Linked DNA regions of Homo sapiens: region 1 is linked to region 2. Evidence: read pairs that join two places in POLR2A ChIA-PET (ENCODE). Cell type or tissue: A673. All regions are shown on one strand. Links, peaks and the distances in the headings refer to the core of each region. The heading gives the core; the rest is flanking DNA.

What was found. ChIA-PET counts read pairs that join two places held together with the same protein. Peaks named below come from ENCODE experiments on the same cell type or tissue, not always from the same donor. Only the 100,000 strongest peaks of a DNase experiment are listed, where the experiment ranks them.
Region 1: POLR2A ChIA-PET joins it to region 2 with 8 read pairs; 2 of 35 experiments call an interaction of 5 or more read pairs at or near these places.

What each region holds. Positions count from the first base shown.
Region 1 is chr16:29,835,590-29,841,462 of GRCh38, reverse strand. It overlaps MVP (major vault protein), which reads right to left. Exons shown (of 15, transcript NM_005115.5): 6 at 5,665-5,759; 7 at 4,505-4,741; 8 at 1,004-1,285. Among named protein-coding and RNA genes, the nearest start is that of MVP, 18 kb to the right of the region's middle. In A673, for the core only: no CTCF peak of the experiment used is centred there; no DNase peak of the experiment used is centred there.
Region 2 is chr16:30,771,363-30,777,013 of GRCh38, reverse strand. RNF40 (ring finger protein 40) reads right to left here. Exons shown (of 20, transcript NM_014771.4): 18 at 5,041-5,181; 19 at 4,824-4,925; 20 at 707-3,076. The coding sequence ends at 2,900. Among named protein-coding and RNA genes, the nearest start is that of RNF40, 12 kb to the right of the region's middle. RefSeq lists enhancers at 655-764, 1,094-1,770, 1,771-2,449 and a silencer at 1,095-1,174. In A673, for the core only: a CTCF peak has its summit at 220; DNase peaks (open chromatin) are centred at 253 and 1,563; H3K4me3 peaks cover 1,972 bases; H3K27ac peaks cover 1,636 bases.

The DNA.
Region 1 (5,873 bases), core at 798-4,797, 940 kb after region 2:
GCTCCACCCCGGGTTTGCCATCTGCTGGCCCTGTCATCGTGGGCTAACTACCTCACCCCTTGGGCTTCAGTTTCCTCATGTGTCAAGTGGACTTGACGGTGGCTACCTTGCAGGGTCTAGGGGTGAATGACATCTTCACATGTCTAGCTCAAACAGCTCTTGGCATAGAGAAGGTGCTCAATGTTATTTCTAGAATCTTCCTTCATGGGGCAGTTTGGAGGGCACCTCGGGGATGGTGAAGTAGGCTGTGTACACGGATGCTCCCTCGGATTCCAAGCTGGACTTCCAGCTTGGATTCTTAGAGAAGGTTGGAGATGTGGCCCGAGGTCAAATCAAGGTCAAGGTTTTAGGTGAAGCAGAAAAAAATGAAAGATTCCACCGGGATATGGGCATGAGGGAGGAGGTCCTTCCTGTTCCCTGGCCACCCCATCAGACCTTTATGCTGGAAACCAGGTCTGCTGTGGGAAAGGGTCCCTGTCCTAAACCCCCACTTGTCCTCTCAGTGGACATGCTAATATTTTTTTTTGACAGAGTCTCACTCTGTCACCCTGGCTGAAGTGCAGTGGTGTGATCTCGGCTCACTGCAACCTCCGCTTCCCAGTTCAAGCAATTCTCCTGTCTCAGCCTCCCAAGTATCTGGGACTACTCAGACCACCACCACGCCTGACTAATGTTTGTACTTTTAGTAGAGACAGGGTTTCCCATGTTGGCCAGGCTAGTCTTGAACTCCTGACCTCAGGTGATCCGCCCGCCTCGGCCTCCCAAAGTGCTGAGATTACAGATGTGAGCTACCGCACCTGGTTGGTTCTAACATTTCAAATGAGACATTTAAGGCAGAAGGATGGCAAACACTCCACGTAGTGCCCTCCCCCAACCAGACAGCCCACCTGATATGGCTCTCCATGCTGCTGAAGTCCCTGCCCACCTCTTCCACACACCCAGAGGAAGCCGCCACCAAGGCCAAGGCCACGTGGCAGCACTGCTGCTCACTCCCAGCCATTACCTTTCCGGTCTTGACATCCTGCACATAGATGCCCTCGTTCTCGTCTAGAGGGATGGCCTGGCGCTCCTCCACCACCTCCACTTTGGCAGATGGCACATACTCCAGGGGTCCGCGGATGAGCCAGTGGTCCCCAGCCTGGTGTGAGACCTTCTCCTCATCCTCCCCCTCCTCCAGGGGCTGCAGGGCCCTCAGCAGCAGCCCCTGCTGCTCCGACAGCACATACACATCCTGGATGCCTTGTTCCAGCTGCTCTCCTGGCTGGAGGAAAAAAGACTTCTCTCCCTAGTGGGGAGACGTGAGGTTAGGGTCAGTGCCTTTAGGGTTGCGGGTGCTTCCAATGGTACCTCCCCAGTCCTGTGCTGTTTCAGGCCTGTGTGGAGGACAAGAGCACCAGAAGCCCGCCCCCACCCCCACATCATAATACGGTGAGGCACTGTCTGGACTGTGAGGCTCTACACAAACGCCTGCCAAATCTCATCTGGTCAAATGTGTCCTTGAAAGATTCCATAACTGTCAGGACCTGGATCCACGCAAGCTAAACCATTAAAAATCAACCTGTTTTTTCTTCTTTCTCCCAGGCTTTGTTTTCTAGAGATGGTGTAACCTAGGGCTTGACAAACTCTGGTTTTCAGGCCAAATCTGGATTCTGCCTTTTTTTTTTTTTTTTTTTTTTTTTGAGATAGTCTTCCTCTCTTGCCCAGGCTGGATAGTGCAGTGGCATGATCTCAGCTCTCTGCAGCCTCAACCTTCCAGGCTCAAGCAATCCTCCCACCTCAGCCTCCCAAGGAGCTGGGACTACAGATGCGCATCACCACACCCAGCTAATTTTTGTGTGCTTCGTAGATGATGGGGTGTTGCCATGCTGCCTAAGCTGGTCTCAAAGTCCTAGACTCAAGCGATCTACCCACCTCAGCTTTCCAAAGTGCTGGGATTATAGATGTGAGCCACCACGCCCAGCACCGCCTGTTTCTTAAAAAAATTTTGAGATATAATCCACATATGAAATTTTCCCATCTAGAGTATACAATTCACAATTCAGTTGTTTTAGTATACTCAAAGTTGTCCAACCATCACTGCTATGTTAAGTCTAGAGTATTTTCGTCATCACCCTGAAAAGAAATCCTGTACCTAGAAGTTACTGCCACTCCCCACCTACCCCACCCACCACTAGTCTATTTTCTTTATGTGTTTACCTATTCTGGACATTTCACATAAATGGAATCATGCAATATGTGGTCTTTGATGTCTGGCTTTTTTCTTTTTCTTTTTTTGAGATGGAGTCTCGGCTCAGCAGCCCAGGCTGGAGTGCAGTGGTGGGATCTCGGCTCACTGCAACTACTGTCTTCCAGGTTCAAGAGATTCTCCTGTCTCAGCCTCCCGAGCAGTAGCTGGGATTACAGGCACCCGCCATCATGCTAGCTAATTTTTGTATTTTAACAGAGACGGGGCTTCACCATGTTGGCCAGGCTGGTCTTGAACTCCTGACCTCAGGTGATGTGCCCACCTCAGCCTCCTAAAGTGTTAGGATTACAGGCGTGAGCCACTGCGTCCAGCTGGCTTCTTTCACTTAGCATAACATTTTCAATTTTATCCATGTTGTAGCACGTATGTCATTATTTTTTGTTTTTCCTAGAGACAGGATCTCACTCTACTGCCTCAGGCTGGAGTACAGTGGCACAATCATAGCTCACTATACACTCCACTTCCTGGGGTCAAGCGATTTTCCCACTTTAGCCTCCCAAATAGCTGGGACTACAGGTGTGCCACCATGCCTGGTCAATTTTTAAAAGTTTTTGTAAAAATGGGGTCTCACTATGTTACCCAGGCTGGTCTCAAACTCCTGGCTTCAAGCAATCCTCCTGCCTCGGCCTCCCAAAGCACTGGGATTATAGTCATGAGCTGTTGCGCCTGGCCTGCCATTTCTTTCTTATGGCTGAATGATATTCCATTGTATGGATATGCTACAATTTTTTATCCATTCATTATATATGTACATTTGGGTTATTTCTAATTTTTTTTTTTTTTTGAGACAGTCTTGCTCTGTCACCCAGGCTGGAGTGCAGTGGTGTGATCTCGGCTCACTGCAACCTCCGCCTCCCGGGTTCAAGCAATTCTCCTGCCTCAGCCTCCAGAGAAGCTGGGATTACAGGTGCCTGACACCATGCCCAGCTAATTTTTTTGTATTTTTAGTAGAGAAAGGGTTTTGCCATGTTGGCCAGGATGGTTTCTAACTCCTGACCTCAAGCGATCCACCCGCTTTGGACTCGTAAAGTGCTGGGATTACACATGTAAGCCACCATGCCTGGCCTATTTCTACTTTTTCTGCCTCCTGTTTTTGCAGATAAACTATTCCAGGAGCATGGCAGTACTCACTTGTTTACGTAGTGCCCAAGCTGCTTTCCTGACATAACAGCAGAGTTGAAGAACTTCCACAGAAACAATGACTCACGGAGCCTGGAGTATCTACCATCCAGCCCCCTTTACAGAATGAGTTTGGCAACTGCTGGTATTCCCACATATAGTTCAGAGAGGGGATGAAGTAGGGGGTGGGAGAGGGTAAACCAAGAGGTTTATTTTACAAAAGATGACAAAGCAAAGTGAACACCAGGATATTAAAGATGTGAAATATAGTCACTGCATGATAGTTCAGTCCATTACAGACTGCACATGGTGGTCCCGTAAGATTATAATGGAGATTTTTTTTTTTTCTGAGAGTCTCACTCTATCGCCCAGGCTAGAGTGCAGTGGCACGATCTCGGCTCACCACAGGCTTGATCTCCAGGGTTCAAGTGATTCTCGTGCCTCAGCCTCCCGAGTAACTGGAATTACAGGTGTGTGCCACCACACCTGGCTAATTTTTGTATTTTTAGTAGAGACAGGGTTTCCCCACGTTGGCCAGGCTAGTCTCGAACTCCTGACCTCAAGTGATCCACCTGCCTCGGCCTCCCAAAGTGCTGGGATTACACGTATGAGCCACTGTGCTGGCCTATAACGAAGCTTTTATATTGTATTTTTACCTTACCTTTTCTATGGCTAGATACACAAGTACTTGCCATTGTGTTCAGCTGCCTGCAGTATTCAGGACAGTCACATGCTGCACAGGTTGGCAGCCTAGGGGCAGGCTACGCCATCTAGACTAGGTGCCATCTAGGTTTGCATAAGTGCACTCTTTTGCACAAAGACAAAATCATCTAAGGACTATTTCTCAGAATGTATCCCCATCATTAAGTGGCGCATGACTGTATCAGAGTTTCAGAGTCTCAGGCAGCGGGTAGCCAGGAGGCCTTCCCAGAAGGGGAATTAACTTCAGGTCTGAGGGGTAAGTCAGAGGCTGCCAGGAATCAAATGGGCCAGTGTCTCAGGTGTGTAAGAACTAAGCATGCAAAGGCACAGAAGGTGTTCCTAGAACGTGCGTCTGGAGGAGAGAAGGCAGAGGGCCTCATGCCACTAGAGGACATACATCTCCCAGGGCAGTCCTCTGTGGGGGTGTAGGGACCTCACCTTGACCACGCGCTTCTGCCCCAGCTGATTCTTGCCATCCGGTCCGACAGGGTCGAGAATCACGCAGTAGTTGTGGGGGCCCAGGGTGGTGATGGGCACAACCCCCAGCACCTCCTCGTGGACATCTGGCACGTGGGCCTCTGTGTCCTGCACTGTTACCAGCCACTCCTCCCCAGTGCGGCGGGACACTCCCCTGAAGTCCCGGAAGTTCCGCCGAGCCCGGAGGTGCAGGGCTGTCTGCAGAGCAACATGTTGGGTATTTGAGTGACCTGCCTCCAACTTCAGGGGATCTGCGAGCCCCATTGGCCACCAAATGCTCCCAATGCTCCCAGATCTCAGAGACAATTTCTACCAATCCAGGGATTGTTTTTTTTTTTTTTTAAATCGGAGTCTCTCTCTTGTTGCCCAGGCTAGAGTGCAAAGGTGCGATCTCAGCTCACTGCAACTTCCGCCTCCTAGGTTCAAGCGATTCTCCTGCCTCAGCCTCCTGAGTACAGCTGGGATTACAGGTGGGTGACACCATGCCCAGCTAATTTTTGTATTTTTAGTAGAGATGGGGTTTCGCCATGTTGGCCAGGTTTGTCTTGAACTCCTGACCTCAGGTGATCCTCCCACCTCAGCCTCCCAAAATGCTAGGATTACAGGCATGAGCCACTGCACCCGACCGGCTTTGTTTTTTTTTTTTTTTTTTGAGACAGGGTTTCGCTCTGTTGCCCAGGCTGGAGCACAGTGGCATGATCATGGCTCACTGTAACCTCTGCCTCTGGGGTTCAAGCGATTCTCCTGCCTCAGCGCCTCTGGAGTAACTGGAATTACAGGCATGCTCCACTACACCCAGCTAATTTTTAAATTTTTTGTAGCGATGAGTTCTCACTGTGTTGCCCAGGCTGGTCTCAGACTCCTGGCCTCAAGTGATCCTCCTGCCTCAGCCTTCCAAATTGCTGAGATTACAGATGTGAGTCATTGCGCCCAGCCCCAGAAAGACTATTTAACCCTTCAGATGATCCAGAATACTCAGGCAATCTGATCTCTGAATTTTTTTAAGTGACCCTAAAATTATTGCTTCTCTTTTACTCTCATGCCATTCTACCACCATTCTCTGCCACTCGGAGGGTTCCCTAGCCCCAGGTCCCTTAAACCACAGCCCCCAGAGCACCAACCTTTTCCGTAAGGATGACGGCGTCCACCAAATCCAGAACCTCCTCAAACACCGCTGGGAGGTACGCCCCTACTGTGGTGACCAGCCATTCTTCCCCTGGGCCAAGAGTGGAGGGTAAGGGACAAGGGCCCCCCAGCCTGCTCCCCACCTACCCCTCCCCCACAGCTTAGACACAGGGGATTGACAGATTTCATAGGCAAAAAGATAGCA
Region 2 (5,651 bases), core at 1-4,000:
CGTAGCACCGTCGGATGCAAGGGAAGTTTTGAGAAGACAGCGGTCTACATCAGGCAACCCACTGGCCAATCACAGGCAGTGCCCAAGGTCTGGCTGAAACGGGCATGTCCACCACTGATGCCAACATCTGTTCACTCCCAAGAAGACAGCCAAGGTCGGGGTGGGCCCAGGAGTAGTTTTGGTCTGCCAGTCCCTGGGCAGCAGCCCAGGGTACCGCTGCCACTGGGACCACTAGGGGTGGTAAGCAGTCAAAAAATTAAGGCAAATCCTCCCGGCACCGGAGCCTCATGGGAAATGTTTATTAAGAGTTTGGTTCCTGGCCGGACACAGTGGCTCACGCCTGTAATCCCAGCACTTTGGGAGGCCGAGGCAGGCAGATCATGATGTCAGGAGTTTGAGACCAGCCTGACCAACATGGTGAAACCCTGTCTCTAAAAATACAAAAATTAGCTGGGCGCAGTGGTGCACGCCTGCAGTCCCAGCTACTCGGGAGACTGAGGCAGGAGAATCGCTTGAACCCGGGAAGTAGAGGTTGCAGTGAGCCGAGATCGTGCCACTGCACTCCAGCCTGGGAGACAGAGTGAGACTCCGTCTCAAAAAAAAAAAAAAAAAAAAAAGGTTTGGTTCCTGCCACCACATCAGTGGTTGCTGCCTCACTGACATTGTGGGATCTTCACCCCGTTCCCTTGGACTTGACCTTGAAAAAGTGGTTTGATGCCGACTTTTATTAGGTATGAAGACCCACGAGGAGAGTTTTGCCCCTCTGATAAGGAGACCGGGTGGCCTTTAGCGCAGATATCTAGAGAGACGATGCGGAATTACTTGGCATCTACTCAAGAGCCCAGGCGAAGGCTACTCCTGGAAGGGGACCGCGCTTACGGAGGCCTGGCTGACCTCCACCCGTGACCGGTGCGGCGCTCCTGAGACTGGCGCTCTCCAGGGGCGAAGGTGGCCGCGTCTCTATGATGCAATATCCTGCGTTTTTCCCACCCTCGCACCGCTGCCCCAGGCCATCGGCACTTTCTCTGCGGCCCGATGTCCTCCCCTGCCGCGGCCCGCGCTTCCACCAGCGTGCCCGCCGCCGCCGGCCCTACGCCCGAGGTCACCGTGGCGGCCCGCGTCTCCTTCTCCAGTTCGTCCTGGTCCAGCAGCGGCGGCCCCGCTTAAGTCCCGGGCGCCAATAGGGTCCGAAGGCGCCACCGCTGAGACGCACGCGGCCCCTGCCGTGGCCATAGCACTGTCGCCAGCGCCTGAACCAACACCGCTCCGCACCGGCTCTGGCGCCAGCCCCAGTCCTGCCTCGGTGAAGGATCCGCCCGGGGCGCCTGCAGCGCGCTGAGCCCAGGGGCGCCGCTCGGTACACGCCGCACCGCTCCCGAGGCCGATTGCAACGAGGGAAGTCACCCAGCTGAGGTGTCCCGATCTGTGCATTCGAGTGGTGTGGGGGTGAAGCCGCTGAGAAGCGGTCCGCAGGATCCAGTTCAGGCCGGCCTTTGGCCAGCGCAACCGGGAAACTAGCTCTCTCTCCGAGAACCTCCTAACCATGTGCGGACCAGGAACTACACTTCCCAGGATGCAGCCCGAGGAGTCCCGGCATCCCCCGGCCATGACAGCCAAGGACGTGGTCAGACCGGGGTCGGTGGGAGCAGGACAGGCGGCTCCGCGACGACCACCACGCTCTCCCCTTCAGGCCCAGTCCGGGATCCCTGCCGGCCGTTAAGTCTGAGCCCTCCCAGGCTCACACCAAGCCAGCAAAGTGCTGCTCAGCTGCTGCAGCTAAAATCGGGGGACTACATTTGGGGTGCGCGGCCTGGCTACTCTGGCTGCAGGCCGAGGGTTGAACGTTTATTCATCACAATTAACAGCCTATACAAGCATCTCTAGAACAGAGGCTGTGGGTCCAAACGGGTCCCTGCAGCTCCAACCCTCTGGCCTCTCCGGGCACTGCCCTCACAGCCGATGGAGCATGGCTGGGCAGGCAGACAGGACACAGGCTCAGTCACAGGGTGTCAGGGGGAAGCTCTTCTAGCTGGAATGATTGGAAGTTGGCCCAGCGGCTGGGGCTGGTCTGTCCCTTCCCCTCCTGGGAAGTTCCACCTCCACTGTAGTTAAGGCCACCAGGATGAAAGCAGGGTTAGGTCCAGGGACCCAGTAGAGCCTTGGGATGCATGAGGTGGGGGTAAATGGGCTTGGCAGAGAAATGGAGATTGGGAAGGGGCCTGATTAGAATAGAAACTGATGATGTTGGTTCAGCACCTGCAAGATGAGGAAGGTGACTGCAGCAACCTTAGAGCTTCCCAAAGGAAGCAAGTGATGCCCCCATCTGCCAAGAGGGTACCTCCTTCAGCCCTTGGCACAAGAGCCAGACCAAGGTGTCCAGGGAACTCCACAGGACAGAAGCCCTGCCGAGGTTAGGGGGATGGTGGGTGAAGGAAAGTCTTCCTGGGGCCTGCAGCCCAGTCTCAAACAAGGAACAAGGACATGGCTCACTGGTCCTCATTTGTGAGCCAGTAGGCAGGGAGCGAGCCTTCTCTAGGGTAGATCACAGCCTGGGGAATTTTCCTTAGGGTTAGGATGCATCCACGGAGACAGACAGGTTAGGGCCAGTTTCCGGGAAGCTCAGTCAAGTGCTCTGGGCTCCTCAGGCCTCTCAGGCAGACCTTTTCTGTAGGGCAGTGCCCCCTAGGCTGCAGCTCTGACCTTTAGGAAAAGATGGAACGAAGCTTGGCTGATCCCATGCCCACTAGCATGCACCAGGGTCCCCAAACCAACTAGATGGGCAGGGGCTGGGCCCATGGGGTCCGGAATGGAGGGTGGGGCCACTAGACCTGGGGTGGGGAGGAGATGGGGGCACAGCCCCCAGGGTCCATGGTGTTCCAGAGTCCCCTGAGTTTCAGGTTCAGCTGATGTAGATACGATGGAAGTCGTGGGCACCAAAGGCCGCGTTGCACTTGGGGCACTTCCTCTGGCGGGCCTCATAGCGGCCCCGCACGCACTCGAAGCAGAAAACGTGGAAGCACTTGGTAAGGACTGCATCCTTCTTGCGGGTGTTACAGCAGGGGCAGGTCAACCGCGCCTGGGCCAGGCAAAGGCATCAGCTTGGGAACAACTCTGACAGTGCCCAGACCCCAAGCTGACAGCAGGAGGAGTCCAGGCCAAGCCCACCACACTGGAGACTGCACCTCATCCTCCCATAACCCTGGAGGTAAGGACGAGCACTCTATGAATGAGCAAACTGAGGTGCAGAGGCCAAGGTCTCAACACTAGAAATCAGCAGAGTCCGGATTCATCACTGGGCAGTGATGGCTATCATGTGTCCCCTCAAAAGGACAAGGACCCACAGGCCCAGCCTGGACTCTGCCTTGGGGCTTCATCTCCTGCCCCACTGGCCGCCTCTGGTGAAATCCCAATCTTGTCTACCTCTTCACCTGCACTTGCTAAGTCACAGCTGGAATGGCAATGCAACTAGAAATCTGTTCTCTCTACCCTCAACTGGGCCCAGCCTCGACACTGGCCAGAGACCCTGCCGTGGGTCCCTTCTTAGCCTGAGACCTCTCTTCCGCCACCAGGAGGGTCTCACCTCCAACTCCAGACATGGATTGACTCAACTCAGCATCCCCCAACAGTGCTCCTCCAGCCTGCTAAAATCCCAGCCCAGCCTGCCGCCTCAGCAGCCTCCCTGCCATCACTCCTGTCTCCCAGGACCCTACACACCAGCACTGAACAGGCTCCCAAGCCTGCCTCTACCCCATGGCTGCCTCCAGCTGCCTCTGCCCTTCAAGGCTCAACTGCTTCCAAGGGATGACCAAGTCATATGTGGCTTCCACCTCTGCCTCTACTGACATTCCCCAAGCCTGTTCTCCAGCCCGGCCCTTTTGCCTTGAGCACCTTCCCAGCCTCCCAAAGGGGTCCCACAGGCACCTTCTCAGCATCCTTTGACACCATCCCATAGAACCTGCTCCCCCGCAGGCCTCCTAACCCCCTAAATGGTACTAACTATCCACCTAGTTTCTCAAACCAGGAAACCAGGAGTCCTCCAAGTGTTCCCTTTCCCTCACTCCATGCATTCGATCCACCCCCGAGTCCAAGCAATTCTGCCTCTGAAATGTCTCCTGAACCCATCTACTCTGGTTTCTGCCTCAGTGACTGCAATACCTTAACAATTTCCCTGCCTCCAGTCTACCTCTTCCAGCCCAAAACCAACAACAAATCTAACCACATCACTCTCCTGTTTAAAACCCTTTGAGGTCTCAACCTGGCGTACCGCACTCTTCAGGAGGTGACACGGCCCAACCTCTCCACATTGGCTCCTCTGATTACAACCTCCGGTGCTGTCCCAGCAACCCCTCCGCTCAAGCGTCCACATCTGCTGTTCCCTTTGCCTAAAGCTACTCACTCCCGTTCCTCACAGCCACGTCTGGCCTATTCTTCAGGTCTGCTGTGGTGACATTCACTCCAGGAAGCCTGCTGACCCCAGGGCCAGGGGAAGGGCCTCCCCTGAGTCCCCTCAGCCCCTCTGGCCTCTGCCATCATATTACACATCTGGGATGAGAGAATTACTTGGCTGCCTCCTCCCCTGACTGTCAGTTTCAAGAAGTCAGAGACCAGGGCCAGTTCCTAGCCTCCCAACCCACACCCAGCCAAGCACTGTGCCTGGCTCACAGTACATGTACAGCAAACAGCATTTGACTCTGTGACCACTGTGCTGCCCACTTTCTGCTGCCCTACATTACTTCCAGGGTCCCCAGACTCTCCACTAGTCTCAGCAATCCTGCATCTACAATTCTCAGGTGGATAGGGCACAACTTGGCCCACAGCCCCACCTTGTACTCCTTGATCTCCTCCTGGAGGATTTCGTCGGCATCTGCGTAGACCTCCACCTTCCTCTGCTTTTCCAGCTTGCGCCGCAGCCGTGAGATGTCCTCCTGGGGCAGGAGAGGCCTGGCTAAGGGCAAGGGTCCTCAACCTTGAGCCGCTTGCCCCCAGGATAGGTCCGTGACCGTGGACCACCCTGGCCTGGCCCCTCACCCCTGCACACACCTGAGCCCTCTTGAGGTTGAAGCTCTCTTTCTCACGAGCAGCCCGGCTCTCTGCCAGGCAGGGCTGGATCTCCCGCAGCCGAGTCTGCACGTGCTCCAGCTGCACCTTCAGGTCCTCGGCCAGCTGGGCGGCTTCTACAGCCTGAGTAGGGTGGAACAGGAAGGAGGCACTGGTCTGAGCCTGGTGACTCAGGCATGTGGAGTCACGGCCCACCAATGCTTCTGTCCAGGGCCCCAGTGACACCTGCCCTGGAGCTGCTCCTGCCTCCTGAGCCCTAAGCCCTCCCCTCCTGTTCTCCCTCTCCAGTTCCTCCCGTGTGATGCTGTTTTTTGGGGTTTCTTTGTTTTTTGTTTTTTTGAGACGGAGTCTTACTCTGTCCCCCACGCTGGAGTCCAGTGACACGATCTCAGCTCACTGCAACCTCCGACTCCTGGGTTCACACCATTCTCCTGCCTCAGCCTCCCGAGTAGCTGGGACTATAGGCGCCCACCACCACACCCAGCTAATTTTTTGTATTTTTAGTAGAGATGGGGTTTCACCGTGTTAGCCAGGATGGTCTAGATCTCCTGACCTCATGATCTGCCCGCCTCGGCCTCCCAAAGTGCTGGGAT